Regions from separate parts of the Homo sapiens genome. Here region 1 is linked to region 2. Evidence: chromatin loops called from intact Hi-C (ENCODE). Cell type or tissue: gastrocnemius medialis. All regions are shown on one strand. Each heading gives the region's core, and the rest is flanking DNA. Links, peaks and the distances in the headings are about the cores only. Region 1 has its middle 9.8 kb from the start of LINC02606. Region 2 has its middle 44 kb from the start of LINC02606.

What was found. A loop is a pair of places that touch in the nucleus more often than their neighbours do. Peaks named below come from ENCODE experiments on the same cell type or tissue, not always from the same donor. Only the 100,000 strongest peaks of a DNase experiment are listed, where the experiment ranks them.
Region 1: a loop joins it to region 2, with 3 times the contacts of the local background. A loop is called at or near these places in 25 of 110 quality-filtered maps.

What each region holds. Positions count from the first base shown.
Region 1 is chr1:9,433,082-9,444,496 of GRCh38, forward strand. It overlaps the pseudogene RNA5SP40. Among named protein-coding and RNA genes, the nearest start is that of LINC02606, 9.8 kb to the left of the region's middle. In gastrocnemius medialis, for the core only: no CTCF peak of the experiment used is centred there; DNase peaks (open chromatin) are centred at 5,090, 5,680, 6,500, 8,560 and 2 weaker places; H3K27ac peaks cover 7,787 bases.
Region 2 is chr1:9,379,278-9,390,692 of GRCh38, forward strand. No RefSeq gene overlaps it. Among named protein-coding and RNA genes, the nearest start is that of LINC02606, 44 kb to the right of the region's middle. RefSeq lists enhancers at 5,913-6,546, 6,547-7,180. In gastrocnemius medialis, for the core only: a CTCF peak has its summit at 5,834; DNase peaks (open chromatin) are centred at 5,073, 5,724 and 9,721; H3K27ac peaks cover 5,981 bases.

The DNA.
Region 1 (11,415 bases), core at 2,046-10,045, 54 kb after region 2:
CCTAGATCCCTGGTATGCATAGTTCACAATAGGGTTCGTGCCCCTATGAGAATCTGAGGCTGTTGCTGATCTGACAGGAGGTGGAGCTCAGGCGATAATGCTCGCCTCCTGCTGTGTGGCCCAGTTCCTAACAGGCTATGGACTGCTTCCGGTCTGTGTGCTGGGGGTTTGGGACCCCTGCTGTAATGGAAAGGTTACTCTGGCCACAGATGGGTTGGAGGGAGGCTCCCCTTAGCTCCAGAGCTAGTGTGATGGTGACACAGTGCATGGCATCTCCTAGTAAGGGCTCCGTAGAGGGTTACTGGTTAATGTTTTTCATAATGGCCACCTGACATGGTTGATGGGAGGACCGAATGAAAAAGAGGCCAAGAAGGGCTTAATAAATAAGTGATACGGAGAACACTAGGATAAGCACCCAAAAGTACTGAAGAGTCTGTATTTGGTGGTGCTGGATATAGTGCAGTTTAATCAGATGTGGTCGCTACTTGTCCTGGAAGGTCTTAGATGGGACTCATGCAAAAGAGGAAAGAAGTAGCTGGAGCAGGGAGGCACTGACTCCATGTGTCGTCTTCCAGAAGCCCAAGTACAGTGGAAACGATCTGAGAGAAGGAGCACTCATCTTTTATTTATTTTCTTCAGATTCAGCTGAAAGCCCCCCTTTAGTTTACTGTCAGGGTGCTGATACACAGAGCTACTCCTAAAAGATTTAGGGTACGGGTAGGGGATGGGAGTTCGCCTCCTGCAGGCGCTCAGTAAGAGTACTGTTGGGCAGCGGAAAGGTTTCTCATTTCGTTCCTGGAATTCAGTGTCTGGAAGTGGAACCTGATGTGAGCTCCCACCTCCCTTCAACTCTACCTTTTGTTTTCTTCTTTTCTTTTGAGACAGAGTCTTGCTCGGTCCCCCAGGCTGGAGTGCAGTGGTACAACTGCAGCTCACTGCAGCCTGGACCTCCTGGGCTCAAGTGATCCTCCCGCCTCAGCCTCCCTAGTTGTTGGGACTACTGGCCTGCAACACCACCCCCAGCTAATTTTTTTATTCCTTGTAGAGACAGGGTCTCACTATGTTGCCCTGGCTGGTCTCAACCTCCTGGGCTCAAGCAGTCCTTCTGCCTTGGCCTCCCAAAGTGCTGGGATTACAGGCATGAGCCACTGTGCCTGGCTTTTTTTTTTTTTAAGAGCTAGGGTCTGTCGCCCAGGCTGGGTGCAGTGGCTCTTCACAGGAGCAGTCATAGTTCACTGCAGCCTCGAACTCCTGGGCTCAAGTGATGCCCCCACCTTAGCCTGTAGCTGGGACTACAGGCATGCGTCACCACACCCAGCTTATGACTGTACGTTTTGATGGTTTCATGCAACAAAGGCTGCTCTTTGTCTTGGAAGAAACCAAGACAAGCATTTTATCCCAATGGCTAAAAAACTCTGACTGTCCTCCTCCACACCCTTGACAGAGGGCCATCTGCCAGTGATTGGGAATGCACTAGACAGCCCATCCTAATTTTGGACGGAATTAATTGTTAGAATCTGCTTTGTAACACTAGGCCAAATCTATCTCTTGTAAGTCCTGGTCTGGCCTTCAGGAGCTACACAGACCCAGTTCCTCCTCTTTACGGCGTTAAATATTTGACGATGGCCGATGGCCCTGGGCTCTGGGCCACCCTTATGAGGCCTCCAAGTCTTCTGTTCACAAATTGAACACCTTCCCCCAACAAAAAAGGTGTTTTTTTTCTTTTCTTAACGATGCTTTTATGAATATTCTTGTACATAAATCTCTTCATATTTGCCTTTGGATACATTTCTATAAATGAAACTTCTGGGACAAATGGTGCATTTTATAGTTTGTGCTATATATTTCCAGATTACCCTCCAGAATGGATGATTTTTTGCTTGTACGCCCACCAGCAATTTACAAGAGAGCCTGTTTCCCCACAGCTTACCCACCAACATGGGGAATTTTCATTCTTTTTAATCATTGCCAATCTGATAAGGGGAAATGATTATTTCATGGTTGCCTTAATTTTCATTTCTTTGATTATGAGTGAGATTGGACATGTTTTCCAACCACATCCTATACTTTTGCAATCGAGTTTTGGAGCTCAATGCAGGACCTAACATGTATTCCAGTTAAATTTTATCTTGTTGGATTCAACCAATCATTCCTTCCTGTTGAGATAATTTTGGACCTGACTCTGCAGTCCCAGCGTGTTGGCCTTCCTTCCCAGTCTGGTGTTATTTGCACAGTTGATAAGCAGTTATCTTTGGACTTATCCAAGTTGTTGACAGAATGTTAATGAGTGTAGGGCCAAGGACAGAACTGCTTGGCATTCCACTAGAGAAAGCCTTGGGACGACACTGTCCCATCTGCTGTGACAGTTCAACCTCACCATGCCTAGAAGCCTTCACCTGGGACACAGGGCCTGGGCACAAACTCCAGCCCTGGCCCTGATTAGCTGTGTGGCCTTGAGAAAGTGCTGTTGTCTCTCACTGAGATGTACTTTTGAGCTCTAGCAGCCTTTTTCTCACTATTCTGTGCATAAGAATTTCATGAGAAACGGTCAAATTGTTGTCAAAGGTCATGGCACTATCATAAAGTATTCACCCCATTTTCTAATTTAGTGGAAGCAACACAACAACAACCCTTTGTCATGGACATTGACCTCTGGGATCACCCTTCCTATGTGCTGGTCAACCATTTATTTGATTTTCTGCCCCAGAATTTTGCCCACAATCAACATGAGGTTCAACAGCCTTCAGTTTATCCAATTCACACATTTTTTTTTAAATACAGGGTTTTGGCCTCCTCAATTCTCCATGATTCCTCAAAGCACCCTGAGACGTCAGAAGTGCTCAGCACTCCCTGCCAGGGCTTGTTGGTTCTGTCGCCCTGGTTCAGTTTTCTGTCATATCAGGAAGGAGGAAGGGGGAAGGCCTCCTCTCCTCCAGGCATGGACAGAGGGCCAGAGTTCATTCACAGCTGTGGCAGCATTGAAAGGAAACGGGGGAAATGCTTAGTTTGGGGGGAAAGGGGCTTTGTGAGACTGACACATGGCAACTGCCCAAGTCACCAGCTGAAGAAACAGCTTCCATGGCCCTGCCAGAGGGACCTCTGGTTATGCATCATTCTCTCCAGCCCTGAGCTTCATCAAGAAAATAAGCATCAGCAATATCATCTCCAAGTGAAATGATAGCACATTATGTCACCTTTCTTTGAGTTCCTTCAACATCAAAATCAGACAAGACTGTTCCAAGGAGGGAGCAATAAACATTAACCCCATGTAACAGATAAAAGACTAAAAGAGAAATTAGGTAACTGATTTAAGTGACACAGGGAATCTGTCATAACTCTGCTGACATGGCTTCTTATCATGCCTGGAATGTAGTTATTGATTTACACCTTGTAAATTTCTCAGTACACGATGTACAAGTGGCCACTCCGTACTGTCTGTTCTTGTTTATTCAGACCAATAGTAAGAGTAATCATGAGAATATGCCAGGCACAGTGGCTCACACCTATAATCCCAGCACTTTGGGAGGTGGAGGCAGGAGGATTGCTTGAGCCCAGGAGTTTGAGACCAGCCTGGGCAACATGGCAAGGTCCTGTCTCTATATAAAATGTAAAAATTAGCTGGGTATGGTGGCACACTCCTGTGGTCCCAACTACATGGGAGGCTGAGGCAGCCGGATGGCTTGAGCCTGGGAGGTCAAGGCTGCAGTGAGCCAGGTTCACACCACTGCGCTCCAGCCTGGGCAACAGATCAAGATCCTGTCTCAAAAAAATAAAAATAAAAAAATAAAAAAATAAAAAAATTTATATATATATATATATAATAATGATAATAAAGGCTGCTATGGTTTGTTGATTTGTTTGTTTTTGCTTTTTTGAGACGGAGTCTAGATCTGTCACCCAGGCTGCAGTGCAGTGGTGCGATTTGGCTCACTGCAACCTCGCCTCTCAGGTTCAAGCAATTCTTCTGCTCAGCCTCCCAAATAGCTGGGATTACAGGCACATGCCACCATGCCTGGCTAATTTTTGTATTTTTAGCAGAGATGGCATTTTGCCATGTTGGCCAGGCTGGTCTCGAACTCCTCACCTCAAGTGTTCTGCCTGCCTCAGCCTCTCAAAGTGCTGGGATTACAGGCGTAAGCCACTGCGCCCAGCCAAGGCTGCTATGGTTTGAATGTTGGTATCCACTCTACAACTCACGTTGAAGCTGATCCCCATGGCAGTGGCATTGAGAGGTGGGGCCTTTATAAAGGAGCCTGAGGGAGTGCGTTTGGCCCCCTCGCCCTCCTGCTTTCTGCCACCTGAGGATGCAGCAAGAAGGCCCTCGCCAGACACCGAATGCCAGCACCTTCATCTTGGACTCTCCCAGAACTCTTGAGAAGTGAACCTGTATTGTTGATAAATGACCCAGTCTGTGGTATTTTGTTAGAGCAGCACAGATGGACTAATACAAAGGCTGGAGATCCTTACTGAGCCCTTGCTACGTTCTCAGTGCTTTGCAGAAATGAACTGTTTCCTCTCACACACCCCTGACGTAGGTGCTGGCCTCATTCCATTTTTTATAGATGAGGAAATGGAGGCACAGGAGAGAGGCTAAGTAACCTGAACTGAGGTTCACCCTCCTCCCCTCCAAGCCCAACCCTGCTTAGCTTCCAAGATGAGACAAGATCTGGCACGTTCAGGGTGCAATGGCCATAGACAGGTCACCCCTCTTCTAAAGGGCAGAGCTGGGGTTTGAACTCAGGCAGTCTGACTCCATGGTTCAGGCTCTGAATGGTAATGTTCTGCTGCTTCTGTAAATAAATGAGGATAAGAAAGGAATAATTGGAAATGATTTCTCCCCCAAACTGTGAAACTGCATTGCAAACAGTGGTCTCAGCTACTAAGGAGTAACAAACAGCTCTTTCATCTCCTGAAAGAACTGCGTGCAAAGGAAGGAGTGAGGAGAGAAGGGACATCCAGAGCCTGAAGAACCTGTAACTTGAGTGCACAGCCTCTAAGTAATCCCAAGTGGACCGTGTGAACCTGCAGTCAGTGTCTGTGGCCACGAGGCAGAACACACAAACACCAGGCCCCAAGATTTCTCACCAAGATCGTGTCATGAGACAGGACCTCGCTGCCCAGCCCCCGCCTCCCAATAACAGGATTACGAGGCTGAGTGCGGTTACTGCTGGCACAGCGAGCCACAGATGTAGCCAGGACTGGGCGCCAATCGACGGATTCCCAATATTGTCTTCCAGTTGCTAGACTACGCTGCTTTCCAGTACATTATTTGGAATATAAAAACTAAAATGTAAGTAAAGCATTTTCATACAAATAATTTCAACCGCAACAAGGCAATTGGCTTCTGATTAAGTTGGCAAGAAGAGGTAATGAACTCATTCCGATTGACATATTTGGAGATTCTCTTGCCAAATCCAATTGGCAGCTTCATAATTATGGAAACGTCCATGTTATTTCCACTCAACCAGGGTTAGGGCTGCTGGTATCTGATTCAATGTTTACTTCATGAATGAGGTCAGTTCCCAGCACAGCTGGGGTTTCGGCAAAGGAGTCAGCAAACAGCATTCCCACTAGAATCTGACTGGCGTTTGTCACAACTTCCAGGGCAACCTTCCCCCAGCTCCCCCAGGTCAGCTGCTCTCCCTAGCATTGTCTGTGGTCCGGCTCCTCTCCCTGTAGAAGCAGACTCAGCCTCGACATGATGAGGTCACATGCAAGCTTCCCCTGGCACAGTGGTTCATTCTTCAACCTGCCCCCTTGGTATTGCAACACCTCGCTCCTGGACAACCCCCGCGCACCATGAGCTTCACGCTGCCAGGAAATGGGGTAGGGTTTTAAGAATTATTTATCCCAGGATGGTTCCACGTGTGTGGTATGAGAGTGACTCAGAGTGCCATGGAAGCCATCTCCAAAGGTAATGACTTCCCATAGGTCAGAGTGTCCTTTCAGCCAGCTCCCCACACTGATGAAAACAAAAACAAAAGTCGCAAGTACTCAGAGCACTCATGAAGAACACACATTCATGGAGTGACCATCTGTGAGTTCACAGAGTTCCTGGGGAGACTCAGGGCAGAAGGGAAGGGCGGCACCCCACAACAATGCCAGGGGTCTAGCTCCCAGTGGCTCGAAGCTGCAAAGGGCTGGAGTGTCACTGACCTGTTTGTTGAAGTCCTGAGCTATTGCCATAGGATAGCGGCATCAAGAAAGTGCACAGTCAGAGTCTGAAGCAGCTATCTCTGCCCTGGCAGCAATTTCCCTACGTGAGCACAGTAAGCTAGGAGGAGGCTAAGCATGATTTGGTTTGGATCTCAAAATAATCGTGGGCATCATATGATGTGATGACTTTTGCCTAAGAAAATCTGAAAAGAGCCATGGAGAAAAAGAATCTGGAGTGGGAGATGGTTTAGGCATTGGAGGCAAAGGCAGATTCAAGAAGAAACTTCCTCTGCCCCAGTGTTGACAACCAGACTGATGGCCACGCCCCACGCTTTCCCAATAGGAGAACAATGAGACTGAAGGCAGTTGATGTGAACACAAGAATCAACAACGTAGAGGAGACACAGTCCCAGGTGTAAAGAGGGGAGCTGTCTCTCCCTGTGGCCTCAACAGGAGGAGAGGGTTGTCAGTCTAGGATGAAGACTCACTGTCTCGTCCTAAGGGTCAGTCCACCTGCCATAGGAGATTTCGGAACACCTCTCCTCACTTGAGGGTCGACATGCTGTAGGGTCCATGGGGCCCACTGGACAGTCACAGTCCCAGCTCACTTCTCCCACTGGCTTTCCTCAGGAGCTCACACTACCTGTCTCAGCCCCAAGATGTTCCTTCTGTCTGCTCCTGTTCCTGACTCAAACATGTGTTGTTTGCCGTCAATTCTGTACCCCGTTTTATCAACATTGTCATTGTTACATCATCTTATAATGTTTATTTTGTTTGTTTGTTTTTGAGATGGAGTCTCACTCTGTCACCCAGGCTGGAGTGCAGTGGTGGGATGACAGCTCACTGCAGCCTTCAGCTCCCAGGCTCAGGTGATCCTCACACCTCAGCCTCCCAAGTTAGCTGTAACTACAGGTGCACACCACCACCCTCAGCTAATTTTTTTTGTATTTTTTGTAGAGACAGAGTTTTGCCATGTTGCCCAGGCTGGTCTCGAACTCCTGGGCTCAAGCAGTCTGCCCTCCTTCGCCTCCCAAAGCACCGGGCTCACAGGCATGAGCCACCACACCCAGCCTCATTTTATAATCTTTTAAAATTATTTTTTCCCTTGAATATTCTTTGGGAAGTTTTTGAAGATATGGCTCTGACTTAGCCTGTTTTGTGCTGCTCCAGCAGAATGCCTGGGACTAGGTAATTCATAATGAACAGAAATGTATTTCTCACAGTTCTGAAGGCTGAGAAGTCCAAGATCAAGGCGCCAGCATCTGGCGAGGGCCTTCTTACTGCATCATCCCATGGCAGAAGACGGACGGGCAGGAGTGGGTGGGAGAGAAAGACAGACCAAAGGGGGCTGAACTCGTTGCTTTATAAGGAACCCACTCCTGAAATAATGGCATTAATTCATCATCCATTAAACACCTCTGAAAGGTCCCACCTCCCAACATCTCCATATTAGGGATCAAGTTTCCAACACATGGATGTTGGGGGACACATTCAAACCGTAGCAGGCACTAAACCAAGCTCTTTTCTTCCCCCTCCCTGGCCTCATGACCTTTGCTGTCTACCCACTTGGCACAGCTGCACTGGCCGCCCTGCTGATGCCCATCCACACCAGAGACACACCCACCTCAGGATCTTGGCACATGCCCTTCCCTCCAGCAGGAACACTCTTGAGGCCATCCCCACAGCTCCCTCCCTTCCTTTCAGGCTTGACTGACATATGCCCCCTCCCCAGGCACTTGCATGCATGTTCTTCCACACGTGATTCCCCCAGCTTCTATCCCCATCTGAAATAGCACATTACTTGTTCCTTATCTGCCTCCCCCTCTGGAGTGCCAGCTCTGCCTGGCAGGGATTTTTGACTCTCGCCTACTGCCACAGCCTGGTGCCAGCACAGTGCCAGGCATGTCCACCCTGCAGCATTTACTGAGTGCCCACTGCACACCAGGCACTAGTCTTGGATGCTTTTGCAAATGTTTCTCCAGTGATGGAGGAACTAAACTTCTTTAAACTCAAAGGAATCGTTGTGTCTTCTGATTCCTCCGAGAGCTTTGAGGAGCTGGGCCGATGCAATGTCACTTTGCTGTCTCCCTCCACCCCGCTGCCCTTCTGACTTCATATATCAGCTTTCCCAACAGATGTGGGAAAGTGGGGTCATTCCCAGGAAAGGCAGAGCCTTCCATGACTTAGGAACCCAGGTGTTTGCTCCACTGGGGCCAATTGCTCCTGGCTTTTTCTGAGCTCCTAGGAGGAAATGCATCTGAAATGCCGTCACCCTCCCCTGATCATTAACAGAGCTCTTGAACTGGCGGAGTTGTCAGCGAGGCAACCACAGGCAGGCAGGCAGCCATCGCACCGGCTTTGCAGAGAGGGCTGGAGAGCTGATGCCCATGCCACGGGAAAGGGCCGGCGCCTGAGCCAAGAGCCTGACTGGAAAGTGTGTGTAAGGGACACCTGGAGGAAGCAGGGGCCTCCGGCGCCTCCTCCACCGACTGGAACCCGTGGTGCTCACCCGCTCGCCCTGGGGGCTCACTACCCTCCCTGCCCAGAGATACAGTGGGGCTGGCGGCTCACCAGGCTTTGTGATCCCAATGCTCACGAGTGTTCTCCCAACAAATTGGAACTTCTTTTCTTTCGTCTCATTTGAAAAAGTCTTTTGTGAGCTGGCAAGTGACCCCAAAGTAACCTCTCTATTCCTGTCGGAAGGGAAAATATTTCCAGATCAGAGAGACTACAGCACCAAGCCTTGGCCTATATGAATACTTGATTATGCCTCCTGAGCACAGTCTCCTGAGCTTGTGCCAGTCAGTTTCAGAAATGAGCTCTGGCTGGGGGCGGGGGCTCACGCCTGTAATCCTAGCACTTTGGAAGGCCAAGACAGGAGGATCACTTGAGCTCAGGAGTTCGAGACCAGCCTGGGCAACATGGTGAGACTCTGTCTCTACAAAAAAAAAAAAATTTTTTTTTCAATTAGCCAATATGCTGGTGCACACCTGTAGTCCTAGCTACTTGGGACACTGAGGTGGGAGAATCACTTGAGGCGGGAGGATTGCTTGAGTCTGGGAGGTCAAGGCTGCAGTGAGCCGTGATCACACCACTGCACTCCAGCCTGGGCGACAGTGAGGCCCTGTCTCAAAAAAAAAAAAAAAAATCAAGAGGTTTATTATTTGCCCCATCAAGTATTTTAAGACCGAAGCTTCACATTCTCAAGGGTATGATGTCATGAAATTCCCACGTATGACCACATTTTGAAAAACAGTCATTGTGTTTTGGAAAGTGAGAGGGTTAGCCTATAATGTGGAAGATAAACTCCTAAAGTGGAAGTTTGAGATGCACAGGCAGAATGGGCCGCCGAGCTATAGCATTTGCTATGGTGAACTCATGTGACTGCCCCAGAATTATCTGGAAGTTCAATGTTCATCTTCTGAAAAGAACTGGGACCTCGCTGTGCCAGCTGTTGTTGTTCTAAGTGCAGTGTAAGCAGGTTTCTATTTAAAACCTTCACACCTGGCACTTGAGTAGTGCTTGTTTTCCAAAGGGCACCCTCTTTCCCTTGGATTTTTTGCACCTTCTCCTTTTCTGTTAGTCCGGTTTATCTCAGCCTGCTGGCATGAAGAGAAGGACAGTTATAAAAGCCATTTATAAAAGGAGCAGGGAGGTAGTGGTCTTTTGTCTTTGCTGCTGAAACGGCTTGGGTAGATATACAAGATGGCCTGAGAAACAATGCTGGGAGTGAGGAGCATGGACCGGCCAGGGAGACAGGAGGAAAGCAGGTTTCCCTGTCTTCATGGTACAAAGAAGGCAAAGGCAGGTACTCAAGGCCATGCGCCTTCCTAGACCACTTGGGTGAGGCCTTTGGACACTCCCCTGGGTCCCAGCATGCCTAATCAGAAACTCCAGATCTGAGCCAGGCGTGATGGTGGTGCCTGTAGTCCCAGCTACTCAGGAAGCTGAGGCAGGAGGATCACTTAAGCCCAGGAGTTTGAGGCCAGCTGGGCAACATAGCAAGATCCTATCAAATTCCAGATCTGTCACCATCAGTTGTCTCTTGGGGAGAGAGGGGCTCAAGAAAGGAAGGAGAATTTAGAAGTGGGGTAAAGAAAGGCTAGAAACGGGGAAATGGGGGAATGCACAGCAAAAGCAATTTAAGGAAGACACCGAGACTGAGACAGGGATGTTGGGAAACAAGCCCATAGTTTTTTTTATCTTCTACATCCAAACACATCTTCATCACCTTAATTATAGACTGAGAAATGACAAGGCTAAAATAGTCAAGGGCTGGGAATTTAAGATTGTAAAATGGGTTGGGCGTGGGGGCTTACGCCTGTAATCCCAGCACTTTGGGAGGCCAAGGCAGGTGGATCACCTGAGGTTGGGAGTTCGAGACCAGCCTGGCCAACATGGTGAAACCCCATCTCTACTAAAAATACAAAAATTAGCCAGGCATGGTGGCAGGCACCTGTAATCCCAGCTACTTGGGAGGCTGAGCCAGGAGAATCACTTGAACCCGGGAGGTAGAGGTTGCAGTGAGCCGAGATTGCGCCACTGCACCCCAGCCTGGGTGACACATTGAGACTCTGTCTCAAAAAAAAAAAAATTGTAAAACATCTCACTTCTGACCTTCAGAGGGTCCTCCCCTTCCTCTCCCTCCTTCTCCTCCCTCTCTGTTCTTCACCTCATCCCCCCACCTCCTTCTCCCCTTACCCCTCCTCTTTCCTTCACCATGGGCACAGCCCGTCTTGGAGGAGCAGAAATCGCTCTGAATGACACTGGCTGGGACAGAAGTGCCCTGGGGTCAGGCCTGAAGCAGTCGGGCCCGAACAAGGCAGCAGTTGTACACAGGAGCTTTTCAAGGAGGTTTTGCAGATACAAGGACGTTGGACAGAGAGGAACAGAGAAATTCCAGAGATTTTTCACGTGCAAGCGGATATTTCCTTTGAGAGTTTCTAGACTAAATAATACTCCTTGTGTCTGAGGGGACGGTGTATACTGCTGACCTGGCAATGTTCTCTGCCTGCAGGATGAGCACAGGCAGGCCCCGCGCCTGCCCGGAGGGAGCTGTAAGCAGAGGAAGGTGAAGTGGCCTGAAGAAATGTCTGTACTGGAGACAGTCGGGGCTGTGTGCCTCTGCCTGACGCAACATCATTTCAGACGTGGAGGAAGGATCTGTTGGCAGATCTTGGGACTCAAATGGGCTGGACTTCTAAGAAAAAATATACCCAGGCCTCTCTATTCCACCAATTTTCATTCTTTCATACATAC
Region 2 (11,415 bases), core at 2,206-10,205:
CTGGTCTGGGCCCTGACTCTGAATTCCCACTGGGTGCTCCAGTTGTGAAACCCACTAGCAGTCTATATCCCAAGTGTTTTCCCTGGAGAGGCCAGCCCCAGCTGCTCACAGGAAGAACCTGAGTTGGGCGTGGTGGCTCACGCCTGTAATCCCAGCACTTTGGGAGGCCGAGGCATGCGAATCTCTTGAGCTCAGGAGTTGGAGGTCAGCCTGAGCACCATGGCGAAACCCTGTCTCTACCAAAAAACAAAAACTTTTCCGGGTGCGGTGGTGCATGCCTGTGGTCCCAGCTACTCAGGAGGCTGAGGCAGGAGGATCGCTTGAGTCTGGGAGGCGGAGGTTGCAGTGAACCAAGATTGTGCCATTGCACTCCAGCCTGAGCAACAGAGCGAGACCCTGTCTCAAAAAGGAAAGAAAGGAAGGAAGGAAGGAAGGAAGGAAGGAAGGAAGGAAGGAAGGGAGGAAGGAAGGAAAGAAAGAAGAAAGAAAGGAAAGAAAGAAAGAAAGAAAGAAAGAAAGAAAGAAAGAAAGAAAGAAAGAAAGAAAGAAAGAAAGAAAGAAAGAAAGAAAGTCGGAGTTCTTGGAGGCATGCTGACCAAGACAGGTTAAAACCTTTTTCTTTTTAAAATAAATAAATAAATAAAATTTAAAAAGAAGAAGCCAGGCATATTGGCTCACACCTGTAATCCCAGCATTTTGGGAGACCAAGGCAAGTCGAGACCAGCCTGGCCAACAACATAGTGAAACCCCGTCTCTACTAAAATACGAAAATTAGCTGGGCATAGTGGCGGGTGCCTATAATCCCAGCTACTCGGAAGGCTGAGGTAGACGAATCGCTTGAACCCGGGAGGCAGAAGTTGCCGTGAGTGGAGATTGCGCCACTGCACTCCAGCCTGGGCGACATGGCAAAACTACATCGAAGAACAAGAAGAAGAAGAAGAGGAAGAAGAAGAAGAAGAAGAAGAGGAAGAGGAAGAGGAGGAGGAGGAGGAGGAGGAGGAGGAGGAAGAGGAGGAAGAGGAGGAAGAGGAGGAAGAGGAGGAGGAGGAGGAGGAGGGAAGAAGAAGAAGAAGAAGAAGAAGAAAAGAAGAAGAAGAAGAACAACAACAACAACAACAACGCGGGCCTCTCTGGGTGGCTCCCTTTGGTTTTTCATTTTTCTGGGAGTAGCCACAGTGGCTGCTTGGAGCCCACTCAATGCCATGTGGGGCGGCTAGCCCCAGAGTGTCCTGGATCCCAGACCTTGTGTGTGCCTGGAGATGAGCCCCTCAGGCACTCTGAGTGTGCGGTGGGCCAGCCTGGAGATGCTGTACAATGGAGCATTGGCAGTGGATGGGAGCAGGACTCAGCACCTCCCAGGCTCCCGAACGGCCAAGAGCAAACCCAGACTGCCATCCTCCTGAATTCATTTCCTGGGAAGGATCCCAGGAGGAGCTGGAGTTTGCTCCTCCCAAGAGTAGTAAGTTCAGAAAAAGAGATCCAGGTAGAAGACCTAGGACACGGGTAGAAGACAGGGCTATAGTTCCGCCACTCATCTGTGGGCCTAGGAAAATGACCGCACCTCTCTGAGCCTCCGAACCTGCCCTCCCAAACAGGCATGATTATAATATTCACATCTTGCCAATGACATAATTCTGAGAACTCACCCTGTCTAGCAAAAGCACTTTGCATGCATTAATGCATGTAATCCCCTACCAGCTCTCCGTGGCAGGTGCTGCTGTGACCCCACAGGCTCAGAAAGGTTCATTCGCTTGCTCAAGGTCACACAGATGGAACTGAAAACCAGGCTTCACTGGCATCAAACCCTGAGGTCTTGACCCTATGCTATGCCACCTTCCTCAGCAGATCCCAGGCAGCTTGCAGGCAGTCAAGGGCTTCCTGAGACCCAGAAGTCTTGCTCTTATTCCTTCAGCACTCACTCACCCTTGCTCTGTGCAGGACAGTGTATTGGGTTCTGAATGTGGCCCCTAGAGACAGAGTGAACTCTGCCCTGGGGCTTTCCTGCCACAGGAATGGGAGGGGTGGTGCTGTGTCCTCTGGTCCCTTGCTTGATCCCGGCACATAGTAGGCGTTCAATAAATGCACATGGGCTGGGCTCCGTGGCTCACGCCTATAATCCCAGCAGTTTGGGAGGCCAAGGCAGGCAGATCACTTGAGGTTAGGAGTTTGAGACCAGCCTGGCCAACATAGCAAAACCCTGTCTCTGCTGAAAATACAAAAAAATTAGCTGGCCCTGATGGCAAACACCTGTAGTCCCAGCTACTCAGGAGGCTGAGGTGGGAGAATCGCTTGAACCTGGGAAGCAGAGGTTGCAGTGAGCTGAGATCACACCACTGCACTCCAGCCTGGGCAACAGAGCAAGACTCCAACTCAAAAAAAAAAAAAGCATGTTGGATAAATAAGAAAAGAGGATGGGACAGGAGCAGCTCAGCTGAATGGAGGAAGGCAGGGCTGCAAACTCGCTCTAGAGGACCTCAGAAAAGAACCCTGGGCTTTGGGCCGGGCGCAGTGGCTCACGCCTGTAATCCCAGTACTTTGGGAGACTGAGGTGGGTGGATCACCTGAGCTCGGGAGTTCAAGACCAGCCTGGCCAACATGGTGAAACACCATCTCTACTAAAATTACAAAAAATTAGCCAGGTGTGGTGGCAGGCGCCTGTAATCCCAGCTACTCGGGAGGCTGAAGCAGGAGAATCACTTGAACTGGGGAGATGGAGGTTGCAGTGAGCCGACATCGCGCTATTGTACTCTAGCCTGGGCAACAAGAGCAAAACTCCATCTCAAAAAACCCTGGTCTTTGCCAAAGATGAAGACTAAGGAGGCCCAGGCCAAGGGAGGAGGCCAGGGGGCAGGTTAGGATGGAGGACTCCACACTGAAAGCCAGGGCCGCCTTCCGGGCGATGCAGAATGAACTGGCACCTCCAGCCAGGGCCAGGGTGAGGATGGGGACGGGACATGCACCAGGTATCCAGAAGGACCACATTCCTCTCTCCCTTGGCGCAAAGGAGAGGCTGTCTTTGAGTGCTGGGCTCGCCATGCCTGCAGAGTTCACCCAGCATGGGCTCTGCTGCTGGCCTGTCTTCTTGTTCTCAGGAGAAGCCAGGACAGGACTCAGGCGTTCAGACCGCAGCCGGCGCTCCCTGGACACTAGGCACACTCCACCCCAGGCAAGCCTCGGGACCTTGCAGGGGAGCTGCTGCTGTACCTGTTTCTCAGAAGCAGAAACAGAGGCTCAGAGGGGCACCGTGACTTTCTGCTAAAGGACAGAGCTGCAGCCCAGCGCTCCCCTTCTGCTGTGCTGGTTCCCGGGGGGAGCGCTGTCTCCCGACCAGACCTGGGTCCCTCTTCGTGCTGCCCAGGCAGTGTCCGCACAGAAGCCTTCACTGCAGCTGCTTGGCCCCTTGGGAAGGGCTAGGTCAAGGCCATCCTTGCTGCCTTCTCTTCCTTTTCTTTCCCAGGAATTGACTTTTCTGTTTGGAGCTGAGAAACGGGTCCCTTGAGGATGCCAGAAGCAAGGGGATCTTCCCAGCCGACCTCCTCCTCTTGCGTTGCTCATGCAGGCATTGAACAGTTTCGCTCGTTCCCCATGGGTCACCCTCGGAGGCAGGCTCTGAAGGTAGGAGGCAGCGCGATGGAGGGAAAGGCAGGGTCACACTGGCTGGCATCAGTGATGCCCTTGTGTGTGCTGGCACTGCCTAACCTCCTTTAGCCCCTCATCCCTGCAGTCCTCACCCTGAGACAGAGAGTCTGTGCTTATCTCCACTTTACAGATGAAGACACCGGGACTCAGGGCAGCTAAATGCACACTGAGGCCACAGGTCAAGCCCAAGTCCATTGGGCTCCCACGCATGCTGTGCTCAGCCCCACAGTCCCCGCCTCCCGGGAATTCCAGGAAAGGGAGGGAGACATAGAGTGGCCACAGCCCATGGGCTTCCAGGACCCCGGCCTGGGGTGCCAGCTGCCAGGGCTTCCCCGAGGGGGGACTCTGGGATGGATTTCCCAGGGGGGACCTGCGGGGACCTTGTGCAGAGCAGATGGCGCGGGTGTTCAAGGAGGGGAAGATGGGCCCTGGGGAGGGAGGAAAGCCACCTCCAGGCTCGGGGCTGCAGACCAGAGGGGTGGGAACTGGCAAGGGGAAGGCTGACAGCAAGGAAGCCTGGGCCCAGGGGTCCCCCCTTCTCTCACAGGCATCGGGCAGCTCTTTCACTAAGAGAGTGTAGCCTAGGCAACATGGGGAGACCCTGTCTCTACAAAAAAACGAAAAATCAGGCTGGGCGCAGTGGCTCACACCTGTAATCCCAGCACTTTGGGAGGCCGAGGCAGGAGGATCGCTTGAGCCGAGGGGTTCAAGACCAGCCTGAGCAACATAGTGAAACCCCATCTCTACTAAAAATACAAAAATTAGGTGGGCATGGTGGTGCATGCCTGTAGTCCCAGCTACTTGAGAAGCTGAGGCTCACTTGAGCCTGGGAGGCAGAGGTTGCAGTGAGCCAAGATTGTGCCACTCCACTCCAGCCTGAGCGACAGAGTGAGGCTTTGTCTCCAAAACAATAAAGCTAAAAGAAAAAAAAAGAACTAAAAGAGTGACGCCCAGATTTGGGCATCTCCAGTATTTCTCACTGGGACTCCCCCGCCCTTTTTTTTTTTTTTTTTTTTTGAGACAGGGTCTCACTCTGTCTCCAGGCTGGAGTGCAGTGGTACAACTGTGGCTCACTGCAGCCTTTCAGCCTCTGCCTCCCAGGCTCAAGCAATCCTCCCGCTCAGCCTCCCAAAGGGCTGGGGTCACAGGTGTGAGCCACCACACCAAGCCAGTCTGTGTTTTCATGTCCCTCTTCCCCATGTCTGTCTGGAAGCCTCTGCCTGGCACCTTGTAAGTAAGCACTCATTACACATTTGTAGATTGATTGGGCCAAAAAATGAGCAAGTGGATGGATAAGTGAACAAAGTGGTAAGTTGACTAGGACACGGGACTCCTCGATCAATCCCCAGGGTCCAGCTCCCCCATGGAGCCCAGATAACTGGGGTAGCCAGCAATGGCCCCCGTGCCAAGGGCAGAAAGCCAGGGAGAGGGTGGCAGCTGCTTGTCCTGGCTTCCAGGCCAGGGGAGACGGAGCTTCCCATCGAGTCTAAGCAGTTCTGGATGGTCTGTCCCAGGCAAGGTGGCCCCTCCATCCCACCCTCCTCCTCCTCTCCCATGCCAAGCAGATCTGCGATGGGGAGGGGCCATCCCGCCAGTCCCCAGCTCAGGACAGGGCTCTTCAGATGGAGGGGTGCCTTCAGGCCTTCACGGAAGGGGCTATACACACCGGAGGCTTCTCTCCTTCCCCTCGCTCTCTCCCCTTACACCAACAATGTCTCTGCTGAGGGGGCACCAGCAGGACTGTGACCAGCAGGACTGTGACCAGCAGGACTGTGATGGCTTTCCCAGGGCCACATCTCTCCTTGTTTTCTCTGAAAACATTCCCGTGTCCAAAACGAATGAGGACAATTGACCTAGCCAATGTTACCTTGGTCTTCCTGGCCCAGTGTCGGTTCCCAGCTTATTTTTACGAGCTGTTTAATCTGCACACTGTCCTCTGTTCTCAATAAATGGGGCTGCGCATTCCAGGATGGCCTCGAATGATAACACCAGCCGTCTAGACGGAGGCCAGCACACTGACACTATCATAAATAAAAATAGCTTTGTGTTCCAGTCTCTTGCCAGAGCCTGGGAGGGGCCGGCACATTCCCTGCAGGCTGGCTGTGCCAGAGCTCACCCAGTCTCCCTGCCCGGCTCTGCCCCGCACCCCATGCCCGGGGGAGCCTGGCAGAGCCCGCACCACCTGTGGGCAGGAGGGAGGAGTGCCGTGTTCCTGGAATGGCCCACCGGGGCCGCATTGGTGAAGTATCCGTCGGATCTCTCCTTGAAGCTCCCCACTCCACGTGGCCTGAGGAAGCTGCTTGGGCAATGGATACCCAGGCAGTCATCTGGGGCTTTACTTTGTTTTTCTTTTTGTTTTTTTAAGGCAGAGTCTCACTCTGTTGCCCAGGCTGGAGTGCTGAGGCGTGATCTCAGCTCACTGCAGCCTCTGCCTCCCAGGTGCAAGCAATTCTCGTGCCTCAGTCTCCCACGTAGCTGGGACTACAGGCGTGCACAACCATGCCCAGCTAATTTTTTATATTTTTAGTAGAGATGGGGTTTTACCATGTTGCCCAGGCTGGTCTCGAACCCCTGGCCTCAAGTGATCCACCTGCTTCAGACTCCCAAAGTGCTGGGATTACAGACGTGAGCCACCACGCCCGGCCTTGGGGCTTTAACTTTGAACTCCAAAGTCAGGGCGTTACCCACTGTTCCTGGGCCCCGCCTGCCCTGGGATAGGCTGCAGGACCCAGACCCGGGACTGCCTGGGATTACACCCAAGACAAAAGGTGCTCAGCCCAAGAAATGAAGGCTCACAGTGGAGATTTTCAGTTGCTCGCCCCTCCTCTCATGGTCCTCGCTCCCTCCATTGCTCATTCACTGACTGTTCCTTTATTTGCTCCTTGAACGCTGAATGCCTGCCCTTGAGGAGCTGGATAGGGTGGGCTCAGGTCTCAGGGCAGTAGACAGGCGGAGGGAGTGGGGTGTCCCCTGAGCTCAGTGGCCACAGTGCTGCTACACACGTTATGTGGGTGTGCCAGGGAGTGCAGGGTGTGCTGGCATCTCCCTGTGTGTCCAGGCCAGTGTGGAGCTTCCTGCTCCAGGCCCCAGGCACAGGCCCAAGTCTCCACACTCACCCACATGCTCTCAATCGATTAGTTTACATCTACACCGAGAATGGCGCCCTGGTGGGTGAGATACCCTCGTGCAGTACACAACCTGAATACCTGTTCAAGGCAGCCCCGCACCACCTTCCCTCCCTTCCCCATTCGGATGGAGTCTCGTGAACAAAAGTCCTGGCTGCTCTTTGGGTCAGTAGAGTCTTCATTTCGGCCTCTCATATGGGTGCGGGGAGCCACAGGGGACAGTGGGTGAGCAGAAGAAGGAGATTTACACACAACGAAGAGGATTCTGTAAGATGGAACCGGCTGAAGGTGGGGAATAGGGCCGTGGGGTGGATATGACTCAGCACACCGTATGTGCCCTACAGATGGGGTGGAGCTTCTGGTTTCATTACGACTGACCAGGGGACCAGGTCCCTGCCATGCAGGCCTCTAATCCAGTGCTCCGGCCCATCCTGGAAGGGAGGCTTCCCGAGTGGGACCTGGTAACACCACGCTGACTCCCTGATCCACAGCCCTGAGGCTCTCCAAACCCTGCCCCCCATGTCACAGAGAGCAGGGCCCTTGAGGGCCAAGCCAGAGGAAAACGGGGGCCACGGGCTGACCCTCGGAGGGCCAACGCCAGCACAGCACATCCCGAGAAGCCCCTGAGCCCCTCCCCCGCTCAACAACAGCCAGGAAGACGCAGGCGTCCTTCTGTCGGGATCTCTGCTGACCTTCTTTATCTAAATGGCTTATTTATTTGTTATTTATTTTGAGACAGAGTCTCGCTCTGTTGCCCAGACTGTAGTGGTGCAATCTCAGCTCGCTGCAACCTCTACCTCCTAGGTTCAAGCGATTGTCCCATCTCAGCCTCCCGAGTAGCTGGGACTACAGGGGTGTGCCACCACACCTAGCTAATTTTTGTATTTTTAGTAGAGTCAAGGTTTTGCCATGTTGGCCAGGCTTGTCTTGAACTCCTAACCTCAGGTGATCCACCCACCTCAGCCTCCCAAAGTGCTGGGATTACACGTATGAGCCACTGCACCCAGCCTAAATGGAATCTTTAGATCCGAATACTCGGTAAGGAATTCCCAAAATCACACCAAGCAGATCTGCAATGGGGAGGGGCCATCCCGCCAGTCCCCAGCTCAGGACAGGGCTCTTCAGATGGAGGGGTGCCTGCAGGCCTTCATGAAAGGGGCTATCCACACTGGAGGCTTTTCTCCTTCCCTTCACTCTCTCCCCTTACACCAACAGTGCACAAAGCAAGAAGAAAATGCCTCTCTGCCCAAGTATTCAATAGTACTGATGTTAGAAGAGGAGCGAGTGAAAGCCTCCTGTGGCCCCAGCTTCTACCCACGTCGTGACACAGAGACTGATCACCAGGCCAGGTGTCCCCTCACCTGTGGGGGCCGTGGAACCAGCTTTGCTGCGCCCCCAGCTTCCTGCCCCACCAAATGTCTCCCCGTCCCAGCTGCGAGGAGGGGAGTCGGAGAAAATACTGGGAGATGCAAGTGGGTTACGAAACAAGGAAGGGCGAAGAAAAGAAGGGAAGACCAGCCGTTCATCCCTCCTCCCCAGGGACAGGAATGGAGGGAAGAATGGGGGTGAAGATGGCCCCTCTAGAAAGGACCAGGACCAGGGCAGGACCAAACCGGCAGGTCTCTTGACTTGTTGCCAACCCTCCCTTCCCCAACACACGGGAAGAGCTAAAACAGAAGCAGAAGGGAAGAATGAAGAAGAGACCAGAGCATTTCAATACACAGGCCTGAGCATTTTACATTTGAAAATGATGGGGGCCGGGCGCAGTGGCTCACGCCTGTAATCCCAGAACTCTGGGAGGCCGAGGCCAGTGGATCACTTAAGGTCAAGGGTTCGAGACCAGCCTGGCCAACATGGGGAAACCCCATCTCTACTAAAAATACAAAAAAAAATTAGCCGGGCATGGTGGCACACACCTGTAATCCCAGTTACTTGGGAGGGCTGAGGCACAAGAATCGCTTGAACCCAAGAGACAGAGGTTACAGTGAGCCGAGATTGCACCACTGCACTCCAGCCTGGGTGACAAAGTGAGACTCTGTCTCAAAAAAAAAAAAGAAAAGAAAATGAAAATGATAGGAAAATCTGTGAGTCAAAGAACAGGGAGAGTAGTTTGACCTTGCACAGCTGGCAGGCAGGGACTGGAGGAAAAATCAAAAGACTCCAGGCTATTCCATAAACCAGCTCCGAAAGCCCCACGCAAAGCCCCCCAGAACACTCCACCTCATTTAATGCTGACAGCACTCCTACGAGGTTGCAGTTCTGTCCTCTTTTTTATAGAGGGGGAAACTGAGGCACAAAAGGGGAAAGGTTTGACCAAAGCGTGACTCACAGCTGTCAGGAGGCAGGGCCAGGGTTCAGACAGAGACTGTTCTGACTCCGAGCCATGCCTTGTCCCCTCAGCCTCTCTGTGCCCCGCGCTGCCTGGCACTGTGTTAGCTCAAGACGTATTTATTCAATGCACGATCTGGAATAAACAAAGCCCTCCCAGCTCGCACATCAGCCACTCAAACAAGCATTTGTTGAGGATGTTGAGGGTGACAAAGGCAGCGTTTGGCCAGCCGCTCTGACTTCCTGGGCCTCCAGGCCGTCCAGGCACAAGCTGATCTGAGAGGAGACAAAAGGGAGACGTCCACAGACAGGATAAGTGTCGAGTGCCCCACTCTGCTGCACCCCTGGGGAAGCTCAGAGGCTGGGGTTTTAGATTTGGGCGTGGCACTTGCTGAATATCTCCTAAGGCCTGGGTAATCTGCTAACATCCGAAGTCCCACTAGAGCCTCTCAAAAAAGGGGAGCAAGTCCCCTTTTTACAGCAGGAGAAGCTGAGGCCCAGAGGGTTCAAGGGCGGTCCAGGGTCACATAGCCTGATTATGGTAGGCAGGGTTCCTCCAGAGCCTCCGTGGGGAGCATCTGGGGCCACAGTGCCTGAAGCTGGAAGGGCACACTTTGAAGCAGCAGCTTGGCCAGCCGGGGTGGAGCTGAGTCATCTGTCCCTGGGGAAGATTTATGGTGCTGAAGTCTTTGGGACCAGGTCGGGGGTGAGGACTAAATTCTGACCTTTTTTCTCTCTTGCCCAAATTCCTACCTAAGGGGCCTAGGGAGTGTGAAAGGAAAATAAATCTTGGGATCCCAAAATCACTAAGCTAAAGGGAAAAGTCAAGCTGGGAACTGCTTAGGGCAAACCTGCCTCCCACTCTATTCCTTAAAAAAAAAAGCTACTAAGATTAAAACAAAAAAAAAAACAAAAAACTAAATGGCCGGGCACGGTGGCTCACGCCTGTAATCCCAGCACTTCAGGAGGCTGAGGTGGGTGGATCACAAAGTCAGGAGATCGAGACCATCCTGGCTAACATGGTGGAACCCCATCTCTACTAAAAATACAAAAAATTAGCTGGGCGTGGTGGCGGGCACCTGTAGTCCCAGCTACTCGGGAGGCTGAGGCAGGAGAATGGTGTGAACCCAGGAGGCGGAGCTTGCAGTGAGCCGAGATCGCGCCACTGCACTCCAGCCTGGGCGACAGAGTGAGACTCCACCTCAAAAAAAAAAAAAAAAAAAAAGGCTACATACCTCCCTCACAATTTGTCCACAAGGAAATTCCTTGTGGACAAAGGACAGACCGAACTCAGTCATCCTCTGCTCACTGAGATCAATGCATATCTGATTGCCTCCTTTGGAAAAGCTCATCAGAAACTCAAAAGAATGCAACCATTTTTCTGTTAATCTACCTGTGACCTGCAAGCCCCCTCCCCACTTCGAATTGTCCCACCTTTCCAGACCAAACCAATGTACATCTTACATATATTGACTGATGTCTCATGTCTCCCTAAAGTGTATAAAACCAAGCTGTGCCCTGATCCCCTTGTATAATAAACATGTCATCAGGACCTCCTGAAGCTGTGTCACAGGCGTGTCCTAACCTTGGCAAAAGAAACTTCCTAAATTAAGACTTGTCTCAGGTACCCTTTGGTTTACAGAAGTCACACCCTAGAAACCGTAGAATCTCATCAGATGGGTTTTAGTTCACCTGATCTAATGTGGCTCACTTTTCAACCTGACTCCAACGTAACATCGCATGACAGATAAAGAAACAGATAAAGAAGGAAATCCGTCAAGCGTGATGACTCATGTCTGTAATCTCAGCACTTTGGGAGGCTGAGGCAAGAGGATCGCTTGAGCCCAGGAGTTCAAGACCAACCTGGGCAACATGGTGAAACCCTGTCTCTATAAAAAAAAATAAAATAAATAGCCAACATGGTGGTCCCAGCATGTCTGTAGTCCCAGCTACTCGGGGAGGCTGAGGTAGGAGGATGGCTTGAGCCTGGGAGGTGGAGGCTGCAGTGAGCCCTAATCACCCACTGCCCTCCAGCCTGAGTGGGGAAATTTGCATCTGTAAAGAATCTCTATTAACATAACTAAGTTTTTACCTCCTTCTAGGCCCTCCCAATCCTGAAGAGATTAACTGAGAGTCTTGCACATTTTAAGGATCTGAGTAGGAAACACTTGCCATCTACTGTCTCTAAGGGCACTCACCCAGGAGACTTTATTAGAAGCTTGGTCTCCACAACCCCTTACCTTGACCCAGACACTCCTTTCTACTGATTCCAGGTTTTTCGATAATATAACTCTTTCAACCAATTGCCAAGCAGAAAATCTTT